Regions from separate parts of the Mus musculus genome. Here region 1 is linked to region 2. The links are chromatin loops, found by intact Hi-C in ENCODE. Cell type or tissue: left cerebral cortex. All regions are shown on one strand. Each heading gives the region's core, and the rest is flanking DNA. Links, peaks and the distances in the headings are about the cores only.

Region 1 (16,083 bases), core at 4,509-7,008, 60 kb after region 2:
GTTTACAAGGGAATATGAGGTATGATTTGGATGAATACACATGTATTTGGGTACTTTTATTCCCTGGCTCTTTAAAACTTACCGTTATAATATACACAAGATACTAGGCTTATAAAGATTAGGTAGTTTGATGTCATAACAGAAACTAATACACATAATGTCAGTGCCAAAGTTACCATCTGATACATTCTGTTAGGTCTACTGATATTTGCTGAAGTGTATTGAGAAGGAGGGAGAGAAATTTTATATATACATATTTGCATTATACTTTGTATCAAAGTGGCTAAGAACATTGAAATGCCACTACAGCTCAATAGATATGTGTGGTTTGGTGTAAATAGAATGCGAGGTACTTGGCTGTGACTATTGTCCTTGGAAAAATGATGTGCATTCTGTCTCCTTAGTCAGGTGCTCATAAACCAAGAGTAATAGAGGCAGGCATATGTGAACCCTGGAAAAGCAGCTTTTGCTCAGGTCCCTTGAACCGATGTGACAGGTTTTCTTGGATTGGTCGTGATAAGATGGGAAGTCCTATTCTTTTGACCTGGGACCTGCCAGCCCAGGTGTGTCAAGAGCTCAGTTTGAATTCCTAACTGTCAGTCAGGCACTTGATTTCACTCTAGAATAACACAGAGCTGCACAAATAGTCTGAGGAAATCCTGCCCGTCTGCCTTCCTCTGCTCCTGGCTGAGATTATTAATTTACAGGACAAGGGGAAGTGCTGACACGCAGTGTTCCTGCTAGATAAATCTAATGTTCTGTCGTAACCAGCTACTCAGTAGCATTGGCCATTGTCACAGCAGCAGAAGGAGGGTTGCGTTTAGTGCCAAAGACAGCTGTGGCTACAGATGTGAGAAGGAAGGATCCAGCTACTGAAAATGAAAGTGGAAAAGATATCTCTTTCCCCTGTACTGTGGCTGGTCTACATAGTTCAAAAGCTGCCTGTGTTTAAGTTAGGTTGAATGCTAAGTTGTTTTGGGTGGAGAAATGAGAAAAACAAGCTTTTAAAACTATGTGTGTCGTCTTTTTAAGACGAGTTTCATTGTGGAGACAACAAAGTTTGCCTCAAAATACTTATACTTCCGCCTCAGCCTCTTGAATGCTGGGATTACAGGCAAGCGTCACCATTCCTGGCATTTCTTTTTAGTACATTTACTTACTTGTTCATGTGTTGTGTGAGGTATGCATGTGCATGTGTGCCGTAACACACGTGTGAATGGTAGAGAACAACTTGCAAGAGTCCATTTTCTCCTTGCCGTGTGGGTCATGTGGGTTGAAGTCAGCTCCTCGGGCTAGCACCAAGTGCTTGTATCAGCTCAGATGTCTCACCAGACCACGCCTGGCTTTTTAAAACATGGGTGTATGTGAGTGTGTGTGTGTGTGTTTTAATTCTTTAATTTTTGAGATTGTAATTATATCATTTCCCCTTTTTCTCTCCTCCCTCAAGACCCTCCAAGATACTCCTCCTTGCTCTCTTCCTAATTCATGACCTTTCTTTCCATTAGTCAAAATCTATTTTTAAGAAAATGGATTTGGGGCTACAGGTGCAGCTGAGTTGGTAAAGTGCTTGCCTAGTAGGCCTGAAGCCTTGGATAAATTGGGCACAGTGGCATGTGTCTGTAATCAAAGCAAACAGACTTTTTGTTGTTGTTTTATAATACCAACATCATGTGAGATTGGACTTTCAAGTTTTTCTTCTTTCAAGGAGTTGGTGGGTTCTTAAAATTTTATTTTAATGTTGTTTGAGGCAGGGTTTTGTCATGCAGTTCTGGCTGCTTTGGTAATTGCTATTGTAGCCCAGACTGGCTTCAGATTCACTATAATCCTCCTTCTTCAGACTAATAAGTGCTAGAATTATAGATCTGTCCTAACACACTAGTCTCTTGGAATTATTTTCATTTTGGTATATATTTTTTAAAAAGTATAGATATAGTCTATACACAAGAGCCTAGGCTGGCCTAGAATGCATTATATAACCTAAGGTGCCTGGAACTTGTAGGAATCTTCTTGTATTTATGTATTATGTGCATATGTATGTATGTATGCATATATATATATATCATGCATGCTTGGCGCTCATCAAAGTCAGAAGAGTATATCAGATGCTCTGGAACTGGAGTTTAGAGGTGGCTGAGGCCCACCATAGAGAGCTGGGAATTGAACCTGGGTCCTCACTAAAAGCAACACAGGCTCTTGACTGCTGAACCATCCATCTCTCCAGTCTGGATGTTAAGTCTTAAGTCTGCATCTGTTTAAATTATTAACTGGGGTCCCATGTTTGGAAAACCAGGTTCAAATGGCTTAATCCTCCCAAGGCCTTGTGGTTTCAAATGTAGGAACCTTACAGTAGACGAAAGGAAGAACAAGCCTTTATTTGAATCAGCCGCTGACGTTGATTATCAGGTATTTGGCAGAGTAGGGGAAGATTCCTGCCTGCGTCAGTGTGAGTAGACTTGAACTTGTCTCAGTTTCGTGGCCCAGGGAGTCTGAGAAATGCATAGACAAAGGACTGATAAGATGTGATATTTCTCTAGGAGAATAGTGAGTGGCGGCATCCACTCAGCCAGTGGTCTCTGCTGCTGTTTAGCCATCCTGGGTTTTGTTTTGTTTTGTTTTTCAGTGTTTTTCACCCATAGGAGAACTTCAGTTCTCTCTCCATTGGAGTAAAAGATTCCAACTAAATTCCTAGTGGAAGTCCTCGTTGAACCCCCAGTTGTAAAGCACGTGGCCATGACTCGTATCCTCCAGCACGCTAAAATAAATGCTCACATAAGTCCAGTCGTTCTTGGTAGTGGTTCCCTAAGATCAATTCAAAATAAGCTCTACGAGGATGCATACAGTGTGAAGTACTCAGGGATACACTGCGAGTGAGTTACCTATGAATCCCCAGTGCTTTTACATTTCACTCTTGTGTTGACTGGTGGAGGCTTATGCATCACAGTCAGGCCCTGTCCTGAGCGTGTGGGACACCGGATCCTCTCGAGTTGGAAAGGATGGAAATGATGTAGCGGCAGGCAGGCAGGCAGGAAGAAAGCAGACTCCGCCACAGGCGCAGGGTCAGTTGCTTCTTTCTCATCTCTTCGAGGAACAAGCTATCTGGGACTCACAGATCTTGACCCATATCAAAGACTTGACCAACTGAAAGGCTTAGGAAACGAATAGTCGCTCCTTTTCTTGACGTTCAGAATCCTCCTGTAAGAGCACCGCGAATGCGCCGGGTGGATAGATCACTGCACAGTGTTGGACATTGGAAGCAGACTGCCATGACTCTGGCCCTTCCAGAAGGACTAAGCTCCCTTCCTAGTCTTACTCCCTGCTAGGATCTCCAGGTTGTCCTCTCCCTTCGGTTCCTGCCCCTGTTGTGATCCAGGCCAGTTTTCTCCACCCACCCACTCCATGCATGCTCTAGAAATGTCTTCATACTGGCCATACCACCTATCATCAATCCCTGTGTAACCCAGCAAAGCATTGCTTCATTTCCCTGCCAAAGGTGTATGTACTTTGATTCTGCTTATTATTAGATGGTGATGATAGACTTACTTGTTACTTAATGTATTTGCCTATTTACGTTTGTGTAGGAATTGCACCTAAGACCCAGGCCTGCTCAGCGGTATTCAGACAGTTAGCTGCATCCCCAGCACTTCCTTGCATACCAGGAAAGTCAAGCCACACTTATCCACAGTCTAGAGAGCTCGGTTTCTAGCCCCAGCTCATGCAGATCTTTCTTCCCTTTGCTGAGGTGTGTCCTCCCAGGCTCAGGTCGCTCATCCATTAGTCATTCCCTCAGCATGTGCTCCTAGGGCCAGCCCTGTCCTGGACACCGAGGACGGACAGACGGCGCAGTAATGGCCCTTGCCTCACAGGCCGTCCTCTCGGAGGCTGTGTCAGCTGCTTAGGTTACCACTGCACCCCTCTTCTCTCCCTAAAATGTGTGTGCATCTTGCCACCGGTGATTTTTGGAAGGGTCACCTCTTTCCTTTGAAGGGCTCTTTTATGCTCATAAAAATATGTAAGTAATATAAAAGCCAAATCCCTTTTCATCTTCTGTTGTTTGAAAATGACTCATAGACTTTTTCGGACTTTTTTTTTATCTCTACCTATATTCTATATTAGAATTTTTCTCCATAAGGGCATTTTTTTTTAATTTGGGGAACATTATTACATTGAAGGAAATAGAATCAGGAAGGATCACTGAGGAGAAAGGATATTGAAAAGTATGTAATTTAAAATGTTTCTGGAAATCTTTTCCGCTTCCACAGTTATGGGGAAACAGCCGTCCTTTGAACTTTGATTCATCGTAATTTCTTTGATCTTGTTCAAAATATTTGTGCTATATTAAAGTTGTTCTAGTGATTCGCTTTATTACTCTTTCCTGTAGTCTTTGCCTTTGTCTGAGATGACATTAATTCCCTCTAGTTTTAGAAATCCGAGACTTTCCATGTTGGTAGGCAATGGGATATTAAAAACATGTGTTACAGTGTTCTGAGGCTGTGCATGTGAGAAACAGGCAGGCTCAGCTGCAGACTCAGAAAGGTAAAAGTCCTTATTGAAAACCCCTGTAGCAAGTATCTTATTTTAAAACCAAAGCAATTCTGTGCATCAAGAGTCATTTTGAATCGGGCTTACTGGCCCATACCTTTAATCACAGCACTAGGGAACACCAGCGGCCAGCATGTCTACATAGCAATTCCTAGGCCAGTCAGGGTTGCCTAGTAAGACCCTGTCTCAGAACGAGCACACACACACACACACACACACACTCTCTCTCTCTCTCTCTCTCTCTCTCTCTAATTGTTTAGGTCATTTCAACACTTTCTGTAGGTCACAACTTGATATTAAGAGTGATGGTCATACCTTAAAGAATTTACTTTCTCACACATCCAGGAGCTTTGATGGAGGCATTTCTATCCACGTGAGATAGGGGCATAGTGCCATTCAGTATTTGTGTAAGTTAGTCCAGCTCCAGGGCTGTTGTAAATCGTTCTTAATTGTAGTTTTTATCCCCCATTGGAGAGCTAGGATTACAGCATGCAGCCTTGCCTGGTTCATGGAGTACTGGGCCTTGGACTCAAGGCTTTGTGCTTGCTAGGCAAATGCTCTAGCACCTGGACTGCATACTCAGACCTATTCTGGTTTTGTTGTTGTTTTGAGACATGGTGTCCTGTGGCCCAGGCAACCTCAGATTCCCGATGTAGGCAAGGATGACCTTGAACATTGCATCCTCCCAGCCAAGTGTGCTTCTTCAGTACTGAATTAAATAGTATCTGATGGGAGATGGAGTAATTTAGAGCCAGTGCCAGTAAGAGTATGCAGTATTCTGTGTTGTCTGCCTCAACCATAAGCCGTCATAAAATATCTGGGATTTCCATGGTGATAAAGTCACAAAGGTTGTTAATACTTCTGGGATTTACTACCACGATTCCTGGTAGATAGAAACTCTTATTTCATTTCAAGGTTTATGAACATGGAGCTGGGTGAGATAGTTCACGCCTTTAATCCCAGCACCTGGGAGGCAGAAGCAGGTGGATCTTTGAGTTTGAGGCTAGCCTGGTCTGCTTTGCTAGTTCCAGGACAGCCAGAGGCACAGAGTGAGACCCTGTTTTATAGAAACAAAACAATAAAGGTTAGTGAAAATCTAGTCTGCCGGTTTGTTTGCTCAGTTTTGTCCATTCAAGGTTGCAGAAAACCCAAGTTCTACCAGTGGAGATCGCTACAAAGTTATTCTTCTATCCTTAGTGCAAGTTTGACCCAGATTCCCTGGAAGGAGCCAAATGCCTCTGTTTCTGGGACTTGTTTTGGCAGAGATTTAGTGAGCAGAATATGTCACTAGAGTCTCTCTCACAGTCTTTGTCAGAAGTGGGGGCTCACAGGAAGTGTTCCAATTGGAGAAACCATGGAAATTCAGCTACACTTGAGCTCATTCTGACACTTAGATTTGCTTTATTCTTCACTTGGCTGCTGCATAGTGAAGTACACTCATCTCCCTAAGTCTAACTTTGTTCTGTTGGTAGGATGGTAGGGACACACGTGGACAAGAGCTCCTTTACACTGCAGAGTGGCTTAAATGTGCCAGAGGCCCTTTCTGTGCCCTTGAGATTCCCAATCGATCAACAGACAGCCTTGATTGCTCCCTCAGTAAGAAAGGGAGTCTTCAAAACTCAGAGTCATCTCTCGAAGGCTCCCTTTGCATGTGACTCTTCTCCAGGGTACTCTAGGCATGCCTCACCAGTGTAAGAAGGCTGCGGGGCTGGGTCTACCCATCCTAAGACGTGCCATTAGATCTCACCACAGCATGAATGTGGGTTCAGGTTGGGCCATGAGTCCTTTGAAGCTGCCTTCTCAGGACAAAGTCGTCCAACTCTTGGCTAGATAAGAAAGGTTTTTTTGGTTTTTTTTCCTTGACTCTGCCCTGTATTAAGGTACTCAGTTGAGGTCCAGGTTGAGCCTGTATCTCAATAAGAAACACCATCACCCACAAAAGAGCCCTTTTTAACTCGTGAATGGTGTTTCTTGCATTCTAAGCCATGAGTCTCAAGAGAAATAAAATAAAATAAAATAGAATAAAGGCTCCCTTTCTAGTTTACAAATGCCACATTTATAACGGCAGGCCTAGGCCACATATTTAAAGACTAGAAGTGGCATTTGAAAAATGGGTGATTTAGAGTTAGGGGTCATGGTACCTTTTAATCAGTAACGGTGTCACCAGTGTCCACTATCTGAGCCCAGTGTGTCCAGGTTCTTGGCATCTTGCCTTACACGAGGATTGAAATAAGCATCCACAGATTTCAGAGTAGCAAGGAAACTTGGCTCAGTAGCCCAGTAGCAGAAGAGAGTACTCATGGGCCCTGGGCTGTTGGCTAGGAATTCCTGAGTACTAAGGGACATAGTTTGGGTGGTCCCCTATTTTAACAAACAGATTCCAGTTAAATAACCACATTTCTACTTTGCACGGGCCTTCCCATGATGCAGCTGATTTTATCATACATACTCCCAGTTATGGTATTAGGGGATTCTCCCTAAATGTCCACCCAAAGGACACACTTTCCCTAGTACATATTCACAGAATTAGTCCAGGCTGAAGATGGCTCCGATCTGTATGCTCAGTATAACTGGGAATGCATTTGAATAGAAACCGTCTACGTTTGATGGTTATGGGGGCAGAGCTGGTTCTGCTCTTCCGTGTGGAGTGGACTGGACGTGTAGCGGACAGCAGACTAGAAGTCCTAAGTTGCTAGAAGCATCTTTAGAGAAGTGTGTGCATTTTCTCCTAATACCAGCACCTGGGAGGTGGGAGAGGGAAGGTCACGAGTTCAAGGTCAACCAAGTCTATGGCCAGCCTTTTGAGATTGCTTTTCAAAATCTTAATTTTTCATAGTGATTTTCCCCCAAAAGCAATTTGAAATATGAAAAAAAGGACAGATTATCAAGACAGTGATCTGCATTAGAATTAAAACGATTACACCTTTTATCCAAATCTGTTAACTTTCAGGAGTGAGATAAGATGCTGCTCATAGCATCTACTGTGCCTGGACAATAGATTTAAGACTACTGTCAGGCAATAGATTGCCAAGACACACCAGGCATTTATAAAGCCAGAAGGAAACAATCCAAAATTGTGCTCATGCCGAAAGTGATAGCTATAATCCCAGCACTCAGGAAGCTGAGGCAGGAAGATTGAAAGCTCAGGGCCAGCCTGTGCTCCATAGCAAGACACTGTCTTTTTTAGAAAGAAAGAGAGAGAGGGGGAGAGAGAGAGAGACTATCCATCTGCGTAGCACACACCTATATTTGTGGAAGCTTTATTGATCAGGAGTTCAAGGACAAGTTGGGCTGCATGAAAACCTATTTAAAAAATATTGTATATGTTATTTTAGAGAGATGGTCAAGGTTTAAATTTTCTTCATTATTCAACTCACCAAATTTCTTATAATGCATTTTATTAAAGTAGGTTTCACACTATTTTATATAGTGTATTGTTTATTTGTTTTTCAGTCTAATTTGGTTGGTCCCTACCCTAGACAGGGTGTTGTTATTGTCCCTCAATTTTGTAATCCTCCTGTCTCAGTCTCCTAAGTAGCTGGATTGCTGTCATATACTATAGTACTAGCCACCCCCATTCTTGTTCATATCCAGAAGTGCTATAGGGACTTAGTAGTCAAATGCTTGCTTAACACATGTGAAGCCTAGGTTTGATCTCCAACACCATAAATATGAATGGGTCAAAAAAGATAAATAAAAGTGAACTGGAAAAAAAAAGCTACAAGGTTGTTCCTTGGCTGGACATTACTAGAGCAGGGAAGTAAGAATTTCTTTAACAGAAAAAAAAATGTATGCAATATATTCTGATGACTCTTTCCCCTCCTTGATCTCAGCCCAGATCTTCCCCATCCACCCAACTTCATGCCTTCTTTTCTCTCTTCAAAAAAACAAGCTAGAGTAAAACAAAACAAACAGAAAAGAAAAAAAAGAAAAGAAAGAAAAAGCACGAAACACACACAAACACACATACCATAAAACTCAAAGTCAGAAACTGTAGTATGTAAGCAAAAGACCTATCAGGTTAAAACAAAAAAATGCCCAGAGAAAGAAAATTGTCTCCAAAAATACCATTGAGTTTATTTTGTTTTTGGCATGGGGCAGCCCCTTAAGTGAAGTCTGTGTGCCTTCCTTTGTGAGCCGTTATCAGTTGGAGATAATAACCTGGGCTTCTGGGCTAGGGGTAGGAGCTTGTAACCACCACCACCACCACCACCACCCCCAGCACCCAGGACCCTGTCTGTGTCAGCCCTGTGCAAGGGCCCTGTGTGTGCTGCCACAGCCTCTGAGGTCCTATGTGCATCAGTCCTGTTGGGTCTAGAGGTCTTCTTTCTTGGTGCCTTCCATCTGCACTGGCTCTTATAGAGTTCCCTGAGCCCTGAAGGGAGGGATTTGATGGAGACCTCCTACTTGAGGATTGAGTATTCTAAGGTCTCCCCACCTCCCTTTTCCCCTTCCTCTTCCCCTTCCCCTCCCTCTCCTCCCTCTGCATATCATCCACTAGTGGCTCTCTTTATTAGCTTGCATCCCCTGCAGGAGAGAGCTTCTCTGATGATGGCTGAGCAGGGCACTTGTCTAGCCATGAGCAGAATGCTGTCAGGAGTCATTTGATTGCTCCGCTCCTTTAGCAGAACAGTTGCCAAATGGCTTTCCAAAGCCAGTAAACATCTCAGCCTCTGATTCCTTAGAAAGAACGGCAGGAGTCTCTCCCAAACTGCTGACGTGTGGACCTCTGTTTCGTATTTCAGACGACATGATCTTTGGAGGGCCAGGGTAATTTCAAGTTGCTGGTTTCTAACTTGGAGACTTTGTAAAGCCAGGCTCATTGCATGAATAGATGTCCTCTCTCATGATCCTGCAGTTCTTTCATGTGTCACAAAACTCATCGCAGATTATAGAGGAAAGAAGAAATCTGAACTAACACAGCGAGCCTTGTCCTTCAGTTTGAAACATTTGACTCTGGAACAACCCTCCTCCAGAGTTCATTTCCTGTGCTCTGCCACCAACCACTTTCAGCACAGTCCGGGACTCTGGCCCTTTGGAGGCAGTAAGTTCTAGAGTACTGCCAATGACTGACACTTACTGAGGGTTAACCTCTGAGTAGTTTCTATTTTTAGTTGGTTGATGATAATTAAGAGTGGGTGAGGCTTACTAGAAGCTCTGGTGTAGAAAATGTAGACCTTCAAGAAGATGGAGTGTTTTAGGACCCCCACCCCACCCCCACCCCCAAATCCTTGGGCCTTGTGTGAGTAGAAAGGTAGCTCTCCTATCCCTCGGGGTTGCCTGTGGTGTGTTTCAATGGTTTCACGCTCCTGATAAGGGACAGGGTGCTCAAGAGTTAATTAATCAATGGCACCACCTGGTGGCCTAAAGGTGCATTTCGTGATGTCTATATACCAGTAATTCTCATTTCTGTCTCCCCAAACACCTCTCTCTGACTGACCCCCCTCCCTCCCTCCCCCCTCCCTCCCTGCTTTTAATATGAGGTCTCCAACTTATGATCTTCATCTTCCAAGTGCTGAGGTCACAGGCAGGCACCACCACTCCTGGTTTTCTTCTTTCCTAGTTTTGATTTAAAAGAGCACCAATAGTCTCATGGGGGTTTGCAACAGTTTCTTTTTTTCCTTTTTCTTTTTTTTTAAAAACAACTCTTTATACTTAATTAGTTTAGGCCGGGGCAGGAAACTCATGATGGTACAGGCCTAACCTGGCAGCTGGATCATCTCCTGCCCCGTGATTCCTGTGAAGGTTTCCACAGGGCCAGGCCCTAATTAGGAGATGGTAACTAATGGCCATGAGGATGCAGGTTGTCTGTCTGGTCTCCCTTCCTGGTTTCACCCTGGCTGTAGCCAGTCACGGGCAGCTGGAGGTTTCAGTGCTGCCTGACTCACTCTCTCTCAGTAGTCATCCTCCGCTGGCTGCTGCCGAGGCCCCGACTGATTCATAACTGTTGAAGGGACCGTAGACGGATTGGCAGGTTAGTTACAAAGTCGAATTGTAGACACCGATGTCACTTTTTTTTTTTTAATTGGCAGAAGGCCAGCTTAGCAGCATTCCTTCCTTGATGACTAGCTTGTTGAAGCGGGGCTGGAGGGATGGCTCAGCTGTCAAGAGCACTGGCTGCTCTTCCAGAGGACGGGTGTTCAATCCCCAACACTCACACGGCAGCTCACAACTGTCTGTTGTGTCTCCAGGGGATCCCAGGCCCTCACAGAGACACTCATACAGGCAAAACACCAATGCACGTGAAATAAAAATAAATCATTAAAAAATAGCTTGTGGTAGCAGCACCTTTAGTATATGTTCTGTGTAGTGACTGTACTCAACTGTTTGTAAAACTTCACGCTGGTAGGCCAGCAGCCTAGTTTGAACACTAACTAGTCCGAACCAAACAGCCAACCAGAGGAAGGCAACCTAAATGCTTACCAGGCTCTGGCGAATGAAGCTGAGTTCAGGTTCTCCTAATACACGCCTTCCAGGAAGCTTTCCTTGGGTAAACGAGCAATTCCTTCTCTAGGAATATATTTCTATGTAGATGAGCAAGAACTGAAGAGGAACTTGCCATGAGCCTGGCATTTAGGTCAATCAGCTTTCCTATCAAGACTCTTCAGCTAACTACAAGCTTAAGGGAAGTCACTTGGATGTTAGGAATATCTATTAAAAAGGAAACTTGGGGTGGCAGGATGCCTCAGAGGGAAAGGTACTTACTGCCAGTCCTTATGACCTGAGTTCAGTTCCAAAACTTCATACTAGAAAGAGAGATTGGCCCTTATAATTTGTCTTCTGACCTGCATATGTTCATCGTGGCATGCATGTGCCTCACACAGATACAACTAACTAACTGGTTGTTGTTGTTTTTAAAGGATGAATTCCTGGCCACCCTAACATTTGTTTTGTTTGCTTTTGAGACAATGTCTCACTGTTCTGGAGGTTAGCCTTGAATTCACCCGCCTCCCAAGTGCTGGAGTTACAGGCATGAAGCATTGTATAGGGTCTTGACCCTAGCATTTTTAGTCATAGGCTTGCTAAGCTCTGATTCATCAAACATGGCTTATGTATGGAATGTATTCTGAGTAGAGTCAATGTGAAAATAACTTGTCTTGTCTTACTGAGACAGAGCCTCTCCTTCTGTTGCTTAGGCTGGCCTGAAACGCAACCATGTAATCGAGGGTAGCCTTAGACCCCAGACAGCCCTTTTTCTTCAGGCTCCTAAGAGCTAGAGTGGCAGGCATGAGCCACTGTGCCTGGCTTAACAAGCATTTTTTTTTTTTTAAATCTGAGAGAAGGTCAAGCTTAGTGTGTAAGCAGAATATTTCAATAATCTTCGTGATTTCTTTTATATATCATCAGCCGCATGCCTTCCTCCCTGTGCGTTTTGGATGCCTTCAGATCTAAATTTCTAGTGACTTCCCCTGGCAAGACGGAAGCTTTGCCATGCCTCAGGGGAGCTTACTGTGGTCACATGTAACACTAAGGAAGGATTTCCACCATGGATAGTTATAATATGCATATCCGGACTCCACGGGCTCTTGGGTCATTATCGCAGAGACGGGGAGGTTCAGCAGTTGGAGTGCATCTGTTGTCAATACATTTGGAAAACCCGTGCTAGCATCCAGGCTTCCATATCTGCCTGTGAGCATGACCTGTGAATCTACTGGCAGAAAGCGTATCTGTTCCTGATACTGTTAAACAAGAGACTAGGTCCTACACACGCAGTTTTTAAACGTGCTGTTCTCTTCCCGTTTTCTACACCTCTACTGGTGTTAGGGTTCATTGGCGTCAGCCTTTATTTAGAGGACTTGCTGTGTGGTAGTGGGTGATGGGATATGGATCTCCAAAACGAGAGCAGCGTGAAGTGAGTAACTGATATGTCATGTCCTGTTCAAAGGAGACAGGGCGTCTGAGAAGAGCCTGGGAAGCTGTTCAGTTGAAGGACAGTGATAGAACATGCCCAAGACCCTGCTTTACACACACACACACACACACACACACACACACACACACACACACACACACAAAGTACACAACAGACCATGCGGTGGGGGATGGTGAGATAGGAAGAAAGAAACTAGATAGATAACAAGGGCAGTGTCCTCGATTTCCAGTGATTCATTAACTAGAGCTTTTCCCCATATTATAGCACACTGTGTCGTTTCTGTTGTTTGCGTACCATGTTCATCAAGCCTAGGGTTTCACGACCAAAGCCATATTGACATTTGGGTTATCGGCTGTGAGGCTGTATCAGGATTGTTCACCTAGATCCCTAACTTCCAACCATCAGATTACCCGTAGCACCCTTCCCCCTTAGCCGAGATAGTGGAAAATGTCTCCTGACACTCTCAGATGTCCCCCGAGGGCAGAGGTAGCTGCCTTTGGAAAGCACTGGTTTAGAACACATGGGGAGTTACTTTGGTTATTGAGTATCGGTAGATTATTAGATTGAAAAATCTGTCTCTTGGGCCTTTGGTGTATTAATGCCTTGAGATTTCATAGTAGGTATTGAGAGTAAGGTGGTTCCTGTATGGTGGACCAAACATACTAAGGAAACGTTAGGCAACCTGGATTGCATTTTTGGTGTGCCTTAGGTGAGATGGGTTAGTCCTGAGATGACACACCGTCTTCTTTTTTTTTTTTTAAAGATTTATTTATTTTTTATTATATGTAAGTACACTGTAGCTGTCTTCAGACACACCAGAAGAGGGAGTCAGATCTCGTTACGGATGGTTGTGAGCCACCATGTGGTTGCCGGGATTTGAACTCAGGACCTTCAGAAGAGCAGTCGGGTGCTCTTACCTGTTGAGCCATCTCACCAGCCCCCACACCGTCTTCTTTGCATGGTTTTTGTTTGTTTTGTGTGGCAAGTTGTCTCTGTAGCTCAGGGTGTGCTGGCCTCAGGCATTGGATCCTCCTCCCGTCGGCTTCTGTTCAGGGTGAGGGAAGAGCTGTGTGTTCCAGGCCCTGCTCAGTTCTTAGCCTAACGCAGTGGTTCTCAGCCTGTGGGTCTCACCCTCTTTGGGGTTAAATGACCCTTTCACAGGGGTCATCTAGGACTACTGAAAAACACAGAGATTTGTATTATGACTCAAATCAGCAGCAAAATTATAGTTACAAAATAGCAATGAAAATAATGTATAGTTTGGGGTCACCACAGTGTGATGTATTAAAGGGCCATGGCTTTATGAAGGTTGAGAGCCACTCTCTTTTATAGTCTTTCTACATGCCTGATCTTGGGGCTTTGTTCTTCCAGAGTTAGGCAAAATGTAAAACTGAAGTATCCAATTAAAGAGATGAGTTAGGGGTTGTGTGCACTGCATTGTTCTAAACACTCGGTTTGTTTCTTTTCTAGATTACTTAAAGAACCTTCTAGAAGACTCTGTAGATCACAGAGACACCCAAGGTAACTCCCCTCTGCAGCCTCAGTGTTTGTATTATATTTACTTAGACCTGTAAAGGGAAAACAAACTGAGAACAGAGCCCATATAGGAAGCTCCTTTTAAAAAGTTCCCTCAGGCAGCTGAAACTATTACCGGGAAGCCTGGCATTGTGCTGCCCCAGGCAGGTGATAGCAGTCGAGGAAGACCCATGGGCTGGCCCTCCGGGGCAGTGGGCCGGCCTGGCCTGATCTGGAAGCCTCTTCCTTGTCACTCCGCTGTGGTGGATTCAATCTGGAGATGTCCGTTTCTCTGTCTTTCAGAACCAGATGATGGGTGAGGTCATTTCACACTTGAAAACACTCCCATGAAGTGACTAAACTAGAGGTCAAGGATGAAGTTTAAGCCAGGCACGGTGACAAACAAACGCAATCCTAGTACTTGGGAAGCTAGGACAGGAGGATTACCAAGAGTCCAAGGCTAGCCCGGGGTTACAGCTTGACCCCTGACTATAGGCAAAGCAACCCATAGAAGGATAAAAATCTAAAATAGCCTCTTGTTGGGAGAACATTTATTGCTGGAGGCTCACTACCTTCGCCCCTTTTACACCTCAAGCCCTCCCCACACACGTGCACTTCTTGGCGACAAGATTTTACAATGTCCTACAAGCTGACCTCAGCCCAAGATCTCCTCAGGTTTGAGAATCACACCCACATGCCTCCATAGCTGGCCTTTTTAGTAAGGAAAATAGCCTACACAGCACAAGGAAGTGTATTCTCTGTGCCTTCTTCCTGCCTCTCCAGCTCAGACTAAAGCTGATTGGGCTTTCCGTTCATACGCTCTTCCAGGCTTGCCTCTGTGTCTTCAGACATTCATTAAACAAGTCCGCGTCCACCCCATCAATGTTTGAATTTTGGGCATATTCTTATGTATTCTGTGGATCTTCAGATTTTGAACCTGAGTGAGCCTGGGGGCCGGAGGTGCAGCTCAGCAGTTAAGAGCTCTTGTTTTTGCAGAGGACCCGAGTTCAGTTCCCAGCACCCATGTGCTGACTCGGAGCCATCCATAACTTCAGGTCCAGGGCATCTGATGTCCTTGTCCAGCCTCTGCAGGCCCCAGGCATACACACAGTGCACATACACATGCAGGCAGAACACTCATAAAATAAAATTTAAAAACAAAAGGCACTTGTTTCAAAGCCAGTTTCAGAGATTCAGAATCGTTGCCTCATAGTGACTTTATGTCTCCGATCTCTCCCATTTGTGTTTCATTGTTTTATCTTTTGTTGACTTGGCTTGGTCTTTTAAAACAAAGTTTACAATTATAGTATAGGTTGACTTAAAAGTTGCCGTGTCGCCAAGGATGACCTTGAACTCCTAATCCTCCCACCAAAGCGCCCTACTTATGTGTATTTGCCACCAGGTCTTGCTATTTTGTTTTGAGGCACAGTGGCCTTGAACTCATGATCCTCTTAAGTGCCAAGGCCTGTGTCTCTATTCCTGGCTTAGTTTCTTTGATGTAATTTTATTGTTTATGATAATGTAAATTCAGTTCAGGACACAGGCTGAGCAAAGGCTTTACCACTGAACAACACCCACTGCCCAGAGTTACTCTAGCATTTTATTTAAAAGAAAAGTTTGAGGTTGCCTGCAATGATATTTTATGTCCTCTGTAGTCTAGATGATGAAGAAATTAACATCTCCATCAAAATAAATAATAGAGGAGATAGCATGAGAGTCCGGGTACCCTGAGCTGAACTGAGTCATTTAGAAAGAGGAAATATTACAGTTGTAGAGGCAAGAATTTTGGCTTAGGAAAAGGCAGGACTGAAGATGAACTTGAGTGGGCAGAGGAAGAGTGGGTGTTGCTGGCCCAAGTCTGTCTTGGGAAGAGAAAGCCAGAAGACCTGAGGTTATGGGTCACCAGTACAGCATTCACTAAGCATGTACTAGGCTTGGTTTATTCCCTTGGACACCCCTCTCTAATCCTTATTACAGTGATCTTGATAAACAGAGCCCCGAGCCTCTGACCCATGTCTCAAGATTTCTGTCTTTAAGGAAATTATCAATGATGCTGTAGATGAAGTAGGTAAAGAGTCTGAGATGGAGGATCTTGATCCGTGGAAACCATCTACCGGCACCTGAGTGAGATAGATGCACTGTGTGGTCAGAAGCAG
Region 2 (16,083 bases), core at 7,775-10,274:
ACCCTCAAAGAAACCTACTTTGAACCTGGAGGAAAGGGAGCCAGAATTACCCGAGAGCACTGGCAAGTCTAATTGCAAGGATGTCAGGGATCCACACAGTGATTATATTTTACCAACGTGTTCCTGCAGTTCTGGGTGTATTCACGAGCCTAGGACTCGAGAAACCCAGTGTGTAGAGCAGCTTGTTTTAGAGCCTCTGGGAATGAAGGAAAATTTAGAGAATAGTAAAAATGGTGAGTCCTCAAAAAGGGGGAGTAGCTGGGATTCAAGCAGCGAAAAGTGCCGGGGCCAGAGTGGAGTTGTTTTAAAGGCAAGCATCTTAGAAGAGAAGCTCAAAGAGGTCCTGACGCAGCAGCGATCACCTTGTGGTTCCCCGGGGAGGCACAGAGCTCCAAAAAAACCAGAAATGAATGGTGACCATAGTTGCACCAGGCAGATCAGAATTGAATTTGCAGATGTGTCTTCTTCCCTGACCGGCTTTGAAAAAGTTCCCGCTCATCACAACTGCCACCCACAACTTCCTAGGGATGAATCTCAGACTCTCAAGACTTGTCAAGATGGCAGTGCAGAGAGCCGTGGTCACACTGATTCATGTGAACCGGAGAACAAAAGAGTGGCTTCAGATGGAATTAGTCAGAAGACAGAGGTCAAAGGTCTCGGTCCTTTAGAAATCCACTTACTACCGTATACCTCAAAGTTTCCAACTCCCAAGCCCAGGAAGACACACGCAGCTGCTCGTCTTCGCCGCCAGAAGCATGTAGATACTCCTGGTGAAAGCACTGAAGAGCCAGGGAACTCAAACAATGGCTCTTCTTGCCTCCTGGAGGATTATTGTTTGAAAAACAATAAAGTCAGTGTTCTTCGTCAGAATGCTTTGTATAACCAGGGACCAGTGGACGAGGTGAGGCCAGCAAACCAGAGGGCACTGACAGGGGATTCCAACAGTGGCGGACAGGACTCAGTCGGCTCACAGAAAGCTGTGCAGCAGCAAACGCCTTCTTTAGATACAGATTCTAGTTTGACTTCTGACAGCAGTGGTTCTGGCGTGTCACCTGCTGTGGACAAAGAGACTACTTACACACAGTGCAGTACTCAGCCTTTGAGCTTGCCTAAGCAAGTCACATCAGCCTGCACTGACCAGCCACCAGCTACCTGTAACCCGGAAGTGTCAGCTCCTCCCATACAAAAGGAATCTTCCTCCTCGAGAATCATTCCCAAAAAACCTCAAAGACACAGCTTGCCTGCAGCAGGGGTGCTTAAAAAGGCTGCTTCGGAGGAGCTTGTAGAAAAGAGCTCTTCAGGTAAGGAGACAAATGTCGAGAAAGGTCTGCACAGAAACTACCTTCACCATCCGGGGCCCCCAAACCATGGCGCGTCAGCATCACCCTTTGATATGCCCAACCCGACTTCAGAGAAGCCAGTGTGGAAGTTACCTCATCCTATTCTACCTTTTTCAGGGAGCCCAGAGGCCTTGAAACGCGTCACTTTATCCTTAAATAACGAGCCTTCCGTTTCCCTAACCAAGCCAAGAGCAAAATCCCTGTCTGCCGTGGATGCGGACCGGTGTAACAAGCCTTGCAAAGACCCTCCGAAGAAAACTTCTTTTAAAAAGTTGATCAATGTGAAACTGTCCATTGGCTTCATAAAGAGCGACTTTCAGAAAATTAGGTCGAAAAGCTGCCAACACGGGGATGTCTCTGCAGGACATCCGCTCGCTAGAGAGCCAAAAGGACTTGAAAGTGATTGGCAAGGTTTGGCTACAGGAGAAGAGAAGAGAAGTAAGCCCACGAAGGCACATTCTGCAGAAAACTGCAGCCTGGAATCTCAAAAGGTGAAGTCCTGGGGCCAGAGCAGTGCAGTTAACGGTCAGAGGGCGGAGTCTTTGGATGACCGGATTCTCTCCAGGCACACGTCCTGTACAGGCGACTTCGGGCCAGAGTATGAAAATGTCCGCCATTATGAGGAGATACCCGAGTATGAGAATTTGCCCTTTGTCATGGCTGGAAGGAACACTCCGGACTTGGGATGGCAGAACTCCAGCAGTGTGGAGGACACTGATGCAAGTCTATATGAAGTAGAAGAGCCCTACAATGCTCCAGATGGCCAGCTGCAACTTGATCCTAGACATCAGCCTTGCAGGTAATACGTGGGTGTCAGCTAGACCTGCACTTTGGCACGCATCGTTGTAATTAGCCGTCCACAACCCACTCTGCCATGCAGGACGGCAGCGAGGAGAATCACTTACTGAGGAATCTATTGAGGAACCGTAGATGGAAGCAGTTCTGGGTTCAGATTCCCTTTGCCAGACAATAGGAACAGGTATTTGCATTGCAAGCTTGTAATACTTTAGCAGCCAATTCAAAGAGTTTGAGTAGTAGCAGGTCGCTACTGCAAAGATGGCCTCCACAAGGTCCTAGGCACACCCCCACCCCGGGCCCCCATAGTCGGACATGGAAACTTAGGCAGACGTTGGTTCATTCTGTTAGGTTTGTGAAATTATGAAATCCATGCATATGAAATATGAAATCCATAAGGCACCATCGTTGGAATACTCTAGATCCTCAGGCCTTGCCACTCTTTAAGCATTATTTTGCTTGTTGACCTCAGGTAATAACAGAGAAATTCAGGGAACGGTCGTCTTCCTCTCTTTGTGTACATACTATGTATGTCACCTCTCTCGCTGAGGTTTTACTCATCTTCAGTGGCTCAGCGTATCGGTCCCTGGCTTCACGGAGCTTCTATGGCTACCTAGCAGGAAGTGTTCCCTTCCTGCTCTGCACTCCCTGGTAGCCAGCGCTGTCCTTGCATCTTCTAGATTCGTCTGACTTAAACGGCATGTTGTTATGGATGCGTCTGATGCTCTGTGTTTGTTTGTTTAAAGTATTTATGTATCTTTGACCATCTCTTTAATGTGCATATGTTTTTTTTGTCATTTTCAACCCCATCTCCCTCCTGCATCTCTCTCTCCTCCCACGGACCCCTTTCTCCTTCCCAGTAAGTTCACCCCTCCCTATTCTCATGTCCTTTTGGCTTGTGGGGACTTCGTTTTCATGTGCCCGACTAAATGTAATTACGGTTGTTTGCATGGGTGTGAGGGAATGGGGAGTTATTTATTGGAGCATGAACACTTTAACAGTGGCTGCATGACGTTCAGTTTTAAGTGTCCTCAAGAGTTCTGGTTCTCTCTTTGTATTCTATATAAGGCCGAACAAGGAGTCTACTAGGTGTGGAATGGCACAGGAGTCAAGTGTATTGGCTAGTTTTGTGTGTCAACTTGACACAAGCTGGAGTTATCACAGAGAAAGGAGCCTCCCCTGTGGAAATGCCTCCATGAGATCCAGGTGTAAGGCATTTTCTCAATTAGTGGTCAAGGATGGGAGAGTCCATTGTGGGTGGTGCCATCCCTAAGCTGGTGGTCCTGGGTTCTATAAGAAAGCAAGCTGAGCAAGCCAGGGGAAGCAAGCCAGTAAGCAGCACCCTCCATGGCCTCTGCACCAGCTCCTGCCTTCGGGTTCCTGCCCTGTGTGAGTTCAGCCTGGTGGAGGGTGGGCAACTGCCACAGAGAGGTTCTGTTTAAGCCATGAACAGGGAGTCCTCAATGGGCTTTGAGAGACCTAAAATGTGCCAGTTGAATCCAAAGCTTTCAGCCATCAACTAAAGCCTGAGAGAATGCTTCTTTTATAGTTGACTAGTCAGTGAAAGCAGAATGCAGGCCTTCCTGGGGAGGATCCTAGGAAGAGGAAGTGAGGTAAATGAGAGACAGACCCGAGAAGAGTCCAGTGCAAACCCCATAGGAGGGTCTGTTTGCTGAAAGTGGAGACCTGTGACTTGGAATAAGTCCTTCAAAATGCAGGATGCTGGCTGGGGTGTAGTTGAACAGTCTAGTACTTACTTGCCTAGCATGTTCAGGTTCTCTCAGAGAGTCATCAGGAAAGTGTTGTGCAGTATCTCAGCCCTCAGGGAAGGGAATCCGGGCCCTCTCTGGAGCTCTGGGTTAGAGTGTTAGTGGGTTAGCCTTGGGGTCTGGATACTTAAGCTGCCAAATTCTGGATAAGTAAAACTGTTTGACCAATTCGGAGTTATCCCAGCCTTCGTCTTTAAATCGGAATATTTACAGGTCTATAATCTATTTGTCATTTATCAGGAAATATTTAAATAATAGGCTGCCCAAATTCTGATTAGCGTTATAATCTAAAATTCACAACTGTAACTCATCGTTTTCCCCAAAGAATAATGGCGGAAATGGAGGTCAGGGTTTTGGGTTTTGTTGTTGTTTTGTTTGTTTTTCCAGACAGGGTTTCTCTGTGTAGTCCTGACTGTGTAGACCAGGCTGGCCTAGAACTCACAGAACCTGCCTGCTTCTGCGTCCCCAGTGCTGGGATTCAAGGCGTGGCCACCCCTGCCAGGCCCAGGTGAACTTCTGTTACTTTTTCTGTGTGATCTGTGAGCTGCAAGCTGTGACTGGGGTGGGGTTGAGCGCCTGTTATCTCAGGGATAGCTGTCAACTCAGCAGGGTTTGTGGAAGGAGGAAATTAGGGGGCCTGGCCGAGCTTGCTGCCAGGGCTAGTGTTAGAGCCCAGTGAGTGATAAGGAGGGAAGGGTGGGGTGGCTGTTTAGTAAGCAAAGGGTTTCTTTACTTCCTCCTGTCTTCTAATGTCTATCCCTTCTCTTCTCCCTACCGTTTCTGTAAACAGAGCTTTTCTGAGCTCAGGCAGGAGTGAGTGAGTGGTAACTAGAGACGGAGGGTACAGAGAAGGTAGTGGGAAGCCACAGCATTGGAAGGATGAATGAAGAGGGGGCTCTGAAGGTACGGGAGGGAGGAAGAGGCCCTCTGGATACAGAAACATAAGCCACGTGTGTCACCACTCGCCTACTGCTCTTGTGTCTTAGAAGTAATTTCTTTGGAAGTAGGATGTGAGTCACTCTGGAATGTTCCAGTGTTCGGGGGCAGTTGGTTTTGTTTGTTTAATTTTTCTTTTGAGATGGGATTTTTAGACCAGGATAACCTAGAAGTCTTTAGAGCACAGGCTGGCCTCAAACCTTGCAACTTAACATGCCTGTTTTATGGTTATAAAAACAGAGTCCATCAGCTCCTGAAAGCCAAGTCTGATCTTGTCTACTTTAAAAAGAAAGATTGCCTTCCTGCCAAAACACCATGTTGGACCATTGGGGCCCTGGAACCTTTGTGGACGGCACCATGGCCATAGCTGTCTTGCTAGTATTTAAACTCTTTGAATGCAAATACTCGTTCCTATTGCTGGGCTGTTAGGGTTATAATTGGGTCACTATTCAGGGCTGGGGTAAGACCTCTTTCCCAGAGTGTCACAGACATCACAACCCTGAAACATATATATTTATAACCATAGCAGGCAACATACATCCCTGTTTCACAGGGTACAGATGGTGGCTTTCCAGCTGCCGCTTCTATCCAGGAAGCTTGGGGAGTCATAGGGAAGATTCTAGGATTTAGGTCATTGATGTTACCTACCTGTAGAACAACCAGCAGAGCCAACAGCATTCAAATCCTGACGTTTCCCCCTTTGAAACTGAAGCAGATTTCTTGATTCGGGGGGTGGGGGGAGCTTTGCCTGGAAACGTTCCTGATTTTTCTTGTGACGTCTTGGTTTATTCTCATAGACACTTAGAAAATTATGGCCGTTGGATTTTTCTAAGTAATCTCATAAATCCTCCAATGCGCCCCACCCCACCCCCACCCCCATGGATAGCAAGCATGTGTGCATTGAGTGTTTACTGGCAAGGACTCCCTCCCTCCCCCAGTGGGGCAACAGACCATTACAGCACATGGTGTTTTTTGTTACTGTTGTACTGCCGGACAGGCCATTGCGGATCACTCCGGGCTGTGGTGCAGTTCAGTGACTCAGTGCTTACCTGGTGTCCGAGGTCCGGCACTCAGTATGACAAAAGCAAACAGAGACAGATGTGCTGATACTGGAGCCAGCAGTTTTCTTTTAAAGTAGACAGGATGAGACTTGGCTTTCGGGAGCTGAAGGGTCCTGCTTTTATAACCACGGAAAGGACGTGTGAGTGGCACTCTGGAGGGAGAAGCCCGTTGAAAGACCCAGACAGAAGTAGGATTAGAAATATGAATCGTTCCTTGAACCTGCCCAGATGTCTCAGCCTCAATAAGTTTGTATTTATCTCTTAAGTCTTCCAGAAACAGAATGAAAAAAATAAAGCAAATAGACATCAGAATAATTTTTTTTCTCACTAATCTATATAACTTGAGCCGTGATGAGGACTGGTTACTATTTCAGGCTGGTTGTTTCTCTCCACGTTAAACATGGAGCTGGGCTTAATACACTGCAGTAGCTGCACAGGGCGTCTGTCCTGTAAATTGGCAGACCTGGCCTAGCAGGCATCTGACTGTGTTTACCATCTGGTGGTATTGTTAGATTTTAGTAATGTGATTAAACAGTGAACAAAATCAACGATAAATTAATTGCACTAACGACCAGTTTTTATGTTGTCATATCACAGATAAGATCATAAACAACTAGAAGGTGGGGGGAGGGACGCATAATATTTCACCAGTGGCCCTTTCCTGTGAGTTATTTTTAGATTCAGGAAATATCAAAACTTTGTATGCCTCTTTAACTCTGTGTGTCATGGTCACACAGTTTTGGCAAACCTCTTTGATTGCATACTTGCCTTATATTTGACACTGGTAGAAGAGTTGGATTTCATTCCCAGTGACACTCTCCTTTTAGACATTAGGAGTTAGTGACTTGTACAATCTTATCCAGGCGTATCTCATTGTTTGTTTGTTTTCTGTCAGCAGATAGATCAGTGTTTTATCAAATACCTGCTTTCAGGTAGTTGGGTGCCTTAGACTTTGTTTGAGGCAGAATCTCATGATGTAGCCCAGGCTGGCCTCGAACCAAAGATCCTCCCAGATCAACCTCTTAAGCTCTGAAATCACAGGTGTGCAGCATCATCAAACCCTTTTAGAAACGTGTGAGCCAGAGATTTAAGCAAACCCTCATGCACATGTGTGAGTGTGTGAGTGTGTGTGTGTTGTTCACCTGGTACAAGTGTATGAGAACACTACTGTATGTATACATGGAGAGGTCAGAGGACAACCTCTGGTGTCAGTTTTCACTTTCTACCTTCTGAGACAGGGTCTCTTGACTTTTCACTGTACCAGGCTGGCAGGCCTGCAGGGTTCCAGGGCTCCTCCTGTCTCTGCTTCTACCTATGGGATTATAGATGAGATGCGCGCAATACCGTGTCAGTTTTATGTCAGTTCTAGGGATTTGAACTCAGGACCTCCAGCTTGTGTGGCAAGCATTACCCACCAACTCCTCCAGCTCTTTATGTTTTCCAATTAAGAACTGAGCCCCTGGGAGGTAGAGGGAAGGCTCAGTCATTGAGAGTACTCACTTCTCAGAGGTGCCAGAGTCCAGTTGAATAGTACCTATGCCAGATGGCTCACGGCTGCCTGTAACTCCTGATCCAGGGATGGCTGACCTTATTATGGCCTGTGTGTGTCTCTGTACATGTGTGGCATGCAGTCATACAAATGCATACATTAAGAAAAAAACCCTAAACTAACTCAGCAGAAAACGTATCATTTAGCTCAGAAATTACAGTGCCGCCTTTATTAGTTTGCCAATAACGACACATGTTAGCCTTTTCTACCTTGAATATATGGGTACCCAAGAGTCAAGGGTGTGATTTCTCAGTTTATTAATGCCACAGGCATAATTTCTGTCACCTCCCATTGCATTTCTTTCTAATTACACATTTATTTTCCTATCATGCCTTTCTTAACTTTAATTTTTAAATTTAAATTTTTATGTGTATAACTTATCATACACATAAAAATTTAAATTTATTTTATGGATGTTTTGCCTCTATGAATGTAGGTACACCATGTGCGTTCCTGGTACCCATGGAAGTCAGAAAAGGGTATCAGATCTGGAAGCGGAGTTACAGATGGTCATAAGCCACCGTATGAGTCGTGTGGATTGAGCCTGGGCTCTGTAAGAGTAAACAGTGCTTGTGGGGCATGGTGGCTCATGCCTTTAATCCCAGCACTTGTGAGATAGAGGCAGGCAGATTTCTGAGTTCGAGGCCAGCCTCTACAGAGTGAGTTCCAGGACAGCCAAGGCTACATAGAGAAACCCTGTCTCAAAAAAAAAAAAAAAAAAGAAAACAAAAAAAGAGTTACCAGTGCTCTTACCTGCTGAGCCGTCTCTCCAGCCTGCTCCCAGATCTCTTGTATTGTCTAACATTAGCCTAGGAACCTAACTCCTACTCCATTTTTCCTACTCTGAAAATCCAGTGTGAGTTGCAAATGTCTTAATAGATTCGGGTCATTCACAGGTTGATCAGTTGTCTGCTTATCTTTACCTATCGGGCCTTAAAAGGATTCCGTGTGCAAGCCTGGTGTTCCTGCAATTCCAGTACTTGGGAAGTAGAGGCAGAGGAACCTTGAAATCTGAGTCATTCTTAGCTCAGAATCAAGCCTGGGCTACATGAGGTCCTGTCAAAAAAAAAAAAAAAAAAAAAAAAAAAGGAGTTGAGGAATTGCAGTGCTTGGGGGCAAAGAAATGTGGTCAGTGGCACATCTGCCCTTCTCCACTAGTTTATTTTGGGAACATTTACCCAGGACTGAAGTAGTTTCTGCTGTATTGACGCGGCCAGTCTAACTTTGTGAAACCTAGATCCCGAGGTAGGTTTTTGTGTTGAGGAAATGATTACCTGGCAAGAAGTGGGGAAGGTTGAGCTTAGCCTGGAGGTCCCCGGGTCGCTCAGGGGAATTCCAGATCCAGGGTCCTGTTTGTTCAGAAGGGAACGGGCATTTTCCCCTTTCCGGAATTTGTAAGGAACAACTATGCTTGCGCATGACTTCAGTGAGCTTTCTGTGTTCTCCAGACAGTCCTTAAACGTTGTCATCTTTTCCCTGGGACCACAGAGGTGCGTTTGTTAGAGGAAGCCTTCTTGGGTTAAACAAGTGTGATGTCTACGTTAGCCCATTTTAATGCCTTTTTCAGTGGGAAGTACAGTTGAGCAGGGTCTTGCCCTTGTAGCTCTGTCTGGCCCAGTACTCCAGTGTGATAGCCCAGACTTAATCTTAATCTTCCTGCCTCAGTTTCCCCTGTACTGGGATTACACGTGTGTTCCACAGTGCCTGGATTTAAGAAATTTATAAAAGTCGGGCTGGAGACATAGTTCAGTGGTAAAGTGTTTACTTAGCATAGGCCCTGGGTTCTATCCCCAGCACTGCATAAAAAAAGGCATGGTGATCGTGGCTGTAATTCCAGCACTCCTGAGGTAGAGTAGGAACTGATCAGAAGTTCAAAATCATCTTCAGTTATATAACAAGTTCCAGGCTAGCCTGGGCTACATGATACTCTACTTCAAAAGACTTTTTTTTTTAAGACTAAATTTTAGGTACAGAAAAGTTTGTATCATAGCACATTTTGGTTTGGGAAAGCTAAGAAGAGTCACAGACAGTTGAAGGAAATGCTGAATTGAAAGGGAAGCTCAAAGCTGGCCATTGTGGGTAAACTCAAAGCTGGCCATTGTGGCATATACCTGTGGTCAGAGCACTTGGCTGATGGAGGCAAGGAGCTAAGTTCAAGACCAGCCTGGGCTATAAGTGAGATCCTGTTTCAAAAGGGAGTAATAGACAGACAGAAAGAAGAAAGGAAGGACTGCCTATTGTTTTCTTGGTGGTAGGGAGAAATCACTTCAGTGGTGTGATCTGCCTCTGGTCATTTTGTTTGTGGATCTGTAGGAAAAACAGTATTTGTAAGTAGTTTTGACATTGTCAAAGATAATCTGTCACAGAAGTTGCAGGAAGAAGCAGGGCCCTTGAGATTGTCAGTGGCGTCAAGTGCCTCGATGTGATGTCTAGGAAGAGTAGCTGTCTCTTGCAGTTACCTTTCCCAGCTTCTCAGAATTTTTTGTTTATACGGATTCTCCTTGGCTCTGCGTGAGGATAAGTTGGAGTGTCATTATATCCACTTCTAGAGTAAAGTTGACTCATGTTGTTCAAGAGGTTGTGTGGAAGGGAGGAGTGAGCTGCACGAGGGGCTGCAGCCCAAGTCTTCAAGAATCTCCCAGCGATGGAGTATTTTGGTTTCTGCTACAGGAAAAGTTAAATCATAAGCACCAAACAAAGAAAGACAGTTTCCCCTGAATGTTTGGATTAAAATACAAAGAAAGACAAGTGTATTTAGTCTTTTTTACATCCAACTTGGTGTGGCTGACTGTGCTTGTTCAACTCTTGGCTCATGTGGATTCAGTTGAAAACTTTGTGTGTTTTGGTTAGATCGCTTATTTTGTCAGCGTCAGCCTCTTGATAATATTTATATAGGTGTTCACACCGGGACAGATGCTGGTATCATTTGAAACATAAAGAATAGATTTCTGAATCTGCAGAGTCGTTCTGGATGGTTTGGCAGCTGTAAATCCAAGGCCAGGGACGGTACAGGGAAGGATGCTCTGTGCCTCCACCCCTGCCTTTCTCCTGGTCTTTGGATGTTAGCAGTCAGAAGTAGAGAGCTTTTGATTTTAGTCAGAAGCCTTTTAGCCTCTTATCCCACGAGTCTAAGGAAGAGGATAAAGGGCAGTATATTCAGCCTCTCAGATCAGGCCGTGGGAGGGACAGGAGGGAGGGGAGATGAGCTTGCTTACAAATTCAGATAGGCTTTACTTGGTGCCTGAAAGTTTTTGATATCTTAGTCTGTCAGTCAGGAGTTTTGGGGTAAACTATTAAGCAGTATCCCCCCTTAAATCAAGTAGCTTAAAATAAATTAATTGTCCCTTTTAGTAGGTCTAGGCTAAATATACTCATAGACTTACTGCATTTTACAACTAAGGGAGTCGCTACAAAGCTTCTTTATTCCTTAATGAAATCAAAATCTTAGCAAGACTCATGGACTTTCCTCTACCAGGAAGATGAGATATTGTAAGACCGGGGCTCCAGCCTGGAGCTCGGAGACTTCCTCCTCCTTACGCTGGTGGAAGCATTCTAGGGAAAGTCAGAGGACTTAGAAAGCTCAGTCCCGTCGCAGAGGTGGGAAGATTCAGACCGACTTGCATCACCCTCAGTTCTGCTGTGAGAGATGCGGAGGGCTCACACCTGCACCAGAACACAGGGAAAGATGCGGAGGGCTCACACCTGCACCAGAACACAGGGAAAGATGCGGAGGGCTCACACCTGCACCAGAACACAGGGAAAGATGCGGAGGGCTCACACCTGCACCAGAACACACGGTTATGTGGCCTGGGTGTTGAAAGTGGACTAGGGAGGAGAATGTTTGAGTTAAGCAGGCTCTTTTTCCAGCATGCAGTTTGGAATGTGAGTTAGAGGGTGTGTTACTATGTTGCTCCGGCTGAAACTCCTAGGTTCAAGTCATCCTCCTGCCTCAGCCTCAGCCTCAGCATACTACCGAGCCTGGCTCAAAAATGTAAAAATTCCGGCTGCTCTTATATGTTAACAACACGTTCTTTCCCTGTACTACCTGACTCCTTCAATCCAGTGCTTCTTCTGCCCTACCAGAAGTCAGAACCAGGGAGTCCCAAGCTCTAGAAGTGCTCTTGACATCAGAGACCACAGGGTTGGTGTGTGACCAGAGTCGCCACTATCGTTTCTGATACTAGGAGCGATCACATGTATGACTTAGTTCCTATTATTCTGTCAGATGGAGCTTGCCGTTTCAAGGACATGCCGACAGTAGATAGATAACCAACTATTGAACTGAGAGTTCTGATCCTGGGACCAACTGACTCAAATCATAGCCTCTTCATGTTATTCTTCACTGTGAGCCGTGGTTTTGATATTTTATTATGCTTAGTACTGGTAGAGGACTAGGAACCTTTTTTTTTTTTTTTTTTTTTTTTTTTAATCCAGAGGGAAAAGCATTCCTGTTTAAAATCTATTGATAATGCCTAGATTTTTTTTTCAAGCAAGAAGAGCTCAGTGATTGCAGGATTTATGGCCAGGCAAGAGGTGCTTCAAGCTCTGGAGACGGAATTACACGGTGTTTTTCATTTGGTCTGTTCAGTGGTAGCCGCCACTCTAAGCAGGTCAAGTACGTTTTCTGTTATTCACAGAGAGCATTATGTGCGACTTACATTTATGACTTACACGAGACTTGCTGTTTTAATCTGTTGTTTTCTGTTCCTCATTCATGCTGTCAGGCACTTTTTCCCTGACCTCTAGAGTTCTCTGATTATTTAATAAAGTTAATCACTATTTATAGATTTCCCCAGAGGACATCATTTTGTAAGACGAAAATACCTTATCTAATAAGATAATATCACCTCGTCTTTTTTGAGATGAGAACAGACTGGCCTCAAACCTTTGACTCTCCTGCCTCAGCCTTCCAGGCGATGGGATGATAGGCATATGCTAGCACCTGCAGCTGTTATCTGTAGCTATATGGAGCGTTAGCATTAGTATCTTAGTGGGAAAAAATGGGCTTACATAAATGGTAGCATATTTCTCCCAGAGAGGCAGACAGTGAGTGCGAGCTCTTTTTTTTTTGTTTTTAAGAAGTAGACTTTCTGGATATTCTGGGTCATTTGAAGGTTAAGACCTGGACCCTGGATGCAGGTGTGTGTTCAGTAAGGATAGATTCAGAGCTGTTCCTCAACTCATTGCTACGGCTGCTAAGTAGGTCAGTCACTAACCTTGACCTGTCATAGGTTTGCTGCGCCTGCTGTTGACAGAGATGCCACTTCATGGCCTATTTGGTTTGTTTTCCTTTCTTTCTCTCCCTTTGGCATATCAGGTAGAAACTGATGTAGCTCTTTGGTGTGTGCATGCGTTGAGTGCACACATGCGCATGTTTGTGTGCATGTGTGTTTATGCATGTGCAATTGTGTGTGCATGTGAATGTGTGTGAGAACATGCACGCACGTGAGAGTGTGCGCACGTATGTGTGTTTGCGAGCGTGCTCGCTCATGAGAGTGTGTGTGTGTACATGTGCTTGTGAGTATGCATGTCTGTGGTGCACACATGTTTGTGATACACGTGATTGTGTGAGTGTGTGTGTGTGTGTGTAAGTGTGCACGTGTGTTCATTCATCGCCTATTCCATTGTACCTTTTCATTTGGCACAGTTCATCCTGCCTAGGCGCAAGTAACCACAGCCTGTCTCATCTCAAGCAAATCCGTGCCATAAATCACATTTAAATTACCTCTGGGTATTTTTACACTATTTGCATACTTTAATTACTGAGCTAGTTGTAACAGGTTTCTCTAAAGTAAGCTGGATAAGACTGTCTGCAATTAGGTAGATACAGATTCATGGAAGTACTCAAACTGTATTTCAGTTAAAATACCCTGTAATTCAGACTTTCAATGGATTTGTAATGTTTTTCTCAATTTAAGCCAAATTAAAACCTACGTAGAAATGCCCACGTTTGTTAGGCTGGTGGTCGGGATGCTTCCTGTGGAAGAGTGTACAAGCAGGGGGCGGGGGCCCTGCGGTGTTTAGTCTGCTGGTGTAGACACATGTGTGTGCCGTGTCACCGCCTTGTGTAACTCACTTCCTGCCTTCCTTGTTCTCCCACATTTCATGGGTTAAGGCAGGGTGGAAAGGGGACAGTGCTGAGCTGCGGTTCTGGCCTTTGGAAGAGCCTAATGAGCTCTGATGTCCTTCACCTGCAGGCAGGCCTGGATGGCTAGAGATGCCTGCCTAAAGACTGTTGTTTTCAGAGGTCTCTGCTTTTCACGGAACCATTGTGACATTTTAACTCAGGTGATCTCCCTTACTTAGCTAATTGGATCCTTCAGAGTCAATTGGATTTTTAGATTTTATTTGTTGGACTCTTATAGTAGCTTATAAATGAAATTGATAGTAAAATGCATTGTTTACCTTTTTTTTTTTTGAGACCTGGTCTTGCTATATATGTACCCCTGGCTGGCCAGGAGCTCTGTATGTAAAACTCAATTAATCACTGCATCTGGTTCATTTTTTATTTTAGTGGAAGCTCATTAAGCCAGCCCTTTAATTCTGGCCCTTGAGAGGCAGAGGCCAGCAAGTCTTTGTGAGTTTGAGGCCAGCTTGCTCTACATCTTGAGTTCTAGTCCAGCCAAGGTTTTGGAGTCGGACCCTTTCTCAAAAACAAACAAACAAACAAACCAACCAACCAACCCTGGGAGATGAAGAAGTGTAGAGTCACCTCCTGTTATATCCATGCTCTAGGCAGCTCTTAGCTTCTGGAAATGGTTTATTGTTGTTCATGGATGTTTTTATTGATACAATTATAGATTCAAATGAAACAAAGAGATAATAGAAAGAGGGGGAGAAGAGAGAGAGAAAAACTAAGCATACTTAAGTGTGGTCCCTTACCACACTTAAGTGGTAACATTTTATAAACCTCGTGGAAAAAGTATCACAACCAGGAAGTGACTTTGGTAAAATTCATGGAGGTTTAGGTTTTCTCAGATTCTGTCCTTGCCTTTTTAAAGCCACTCACTCCTCTGTCACCTCTCTCCCTAATCCCTGGCCACAGCTAATCCATTGAATACATTTCATTCAGCTCCCCCATGTATATAAAATGCAGCTATGCAGGACACGGCTGTTGTCATTCACCATGGCTCTCTGGAGGTCCATCCAACTTGTATATGTCAACAGGCCACTTCGAAACTACTGTCACCGAGTAGTAGCTAAGTCAGGTGATACACAGGCCGGTTTTGCTGTCTGGCCCTTACAAACAAAGCTGTACAGGACATTTCTTTGGGGTCAGCATTTTGTGATGATACACTTTTTCATTCCCTTGGATAAAGCCCTAACAGTACATTTACTTAGTTAATATTTAGTTTTATAAGAAATTATCAAGCTGCCGGGCGTTGGTGGCGCACGCCTTTAATCCCAGCACTTGGGAGGCAGAGGCAGGCGGATTTCTGAATTCGAGGACAGCCTGGTCTACAGAGTGAATTCCAGGACAGCCAGGGCTACACAGAGAAACCCTGTTTCGAAAAACCAAAAAAAAAAAAAAGAAAGAAATTATCAAGCCCCTTTTGAAATTTTATTATTCATTATTGTGTATATATGACAGTAGTTTCGCAGTGGCCTGTTGACTGTGTGTGTGTGTGTGTGTGTGTGTGTGTGTGTGTGTATACATGTCACGTTGTGTGCGTGTGGAGGGCAGAAGACAACTTTGTGATTGGTCTTTCTCCTTCCATCTTACATGAGATCCAGGGATTGAACTCATGTCATTAGACAAGCAGCAAGCTCTTTACTATCTGAGCCATCTTGCAGACCGAGAAATTCATCTGGCTCTTTTCCAGAGTAAGGGCACCATGTTCCGTTGCCAGCAGCACGCTGTGAATGGGGTGAGAGGAGGGCCGGGGTCGAGTGTCTTGGCATGTTGGCCAATAGTAGGTGACTGTTCCTGACTTGTAGTTTTTAAGAGTATGATATGTGTGTAATGATCTCCTATCGCACTTTTAATTTGATGGCTAATGATGCTGACTACTTTGTCATCTGTATGTACAGTTAGATGAAGTCACTTTTTTTCTTCTTTCTTTCTTTTTTTTTTTCTTTTTTTTTCTTTTTTTTCTTTTTGTGGTGCTGGGGTAAAAACCCCAGGCCTCACTTATGCTAAACAGATGCTGACCATTAAGGTATATCCCAAGCTGTCCTCTGCCCCCCCCACGCCTGTCCCCACCCCCCCGTGTGTGTGTGTGTGTGTGTGTGTGTGTATGTGTTGAGAGGGGTTGGTTTGTTATACGTGTTATTATTTTTGAGGAAATGATTTCTATGATTAGTTTATGGAGCTCAGGCCCCGGCCTACTGAGTGTTGGGATCACATTATCTATCCAGCTCAGCCCATCATGCTTTTTAAGGCTTATTCTGTTATTAAACCTCATTGGCACCGCAAGTATTTAAGACCTTTTGTGCCTGGCCACTGTCAGCCTTTCAGGCTTCTGATCTTATTACCTCCTCCTACTGACCATGCCAGTTCCCTTTGTAAGGCTTTACAGCCTTGTTACACTGCCCAATAAACTCCTTACCCAGACATTATTTCCTACCCTTCTAGGCTTCACTCAGTGCCAGCCTTTAGTATACACTGGGGCTTACTCTGCCATTTCTTATTA

What was found. Hi-C counts contacts between places; a loop is a spot of excess contacts. Peaks named below come from ENCODE experiments on the same cell type or tissue, not always from the same donor. Only the 100,000 strongest peaks of a DNase experiment are listed, where the experiment ranks them.
Region 1: a loop joins it to region 2, with 2.7 times the contacts of the local background. A loop is called at or near these places in 5 of 42 quality-filtered maps.

The regions. Positions count from the first base shown.
Region 1 is chr10:94,106,571-94,122,653 of GRCm38, forward strand. It overlaps Fgd6 (FYVE, RhoGEF and PH domain containing 6), which reads left to right. Exons shown (of 21, transcript NM_053072.3): 9 at 13,883-13,933. Among named protein-coding and RNA genes, the nearest start is that of Nr2c1, 33 kb to the right of the region's middle. In left cerebral cortex, for the core only: no CTCF peak of the experiment used is centred there; a DNase peak (open chromatin) is centred at 5,828; H3K27ac peaks cover 242 bases.
Region 2 is chr10:94,043,495-94,059,577 of GRCm38, forward strand. Fgd6 (FYVE, RhoGEF and PH domain containing 6) reads left to right here. Exons shown (of 21, transcript NM_053072.3): 2 at 1-2,139. Among named protein-coding and RNA genes, the nearest start is that of Fgd6, 16 kb to the left of the region's middle. In left cerebral cortex, for the core only: no CTCF peak of the experiment used is centred there; no DNase peak of the experiment used is centred there.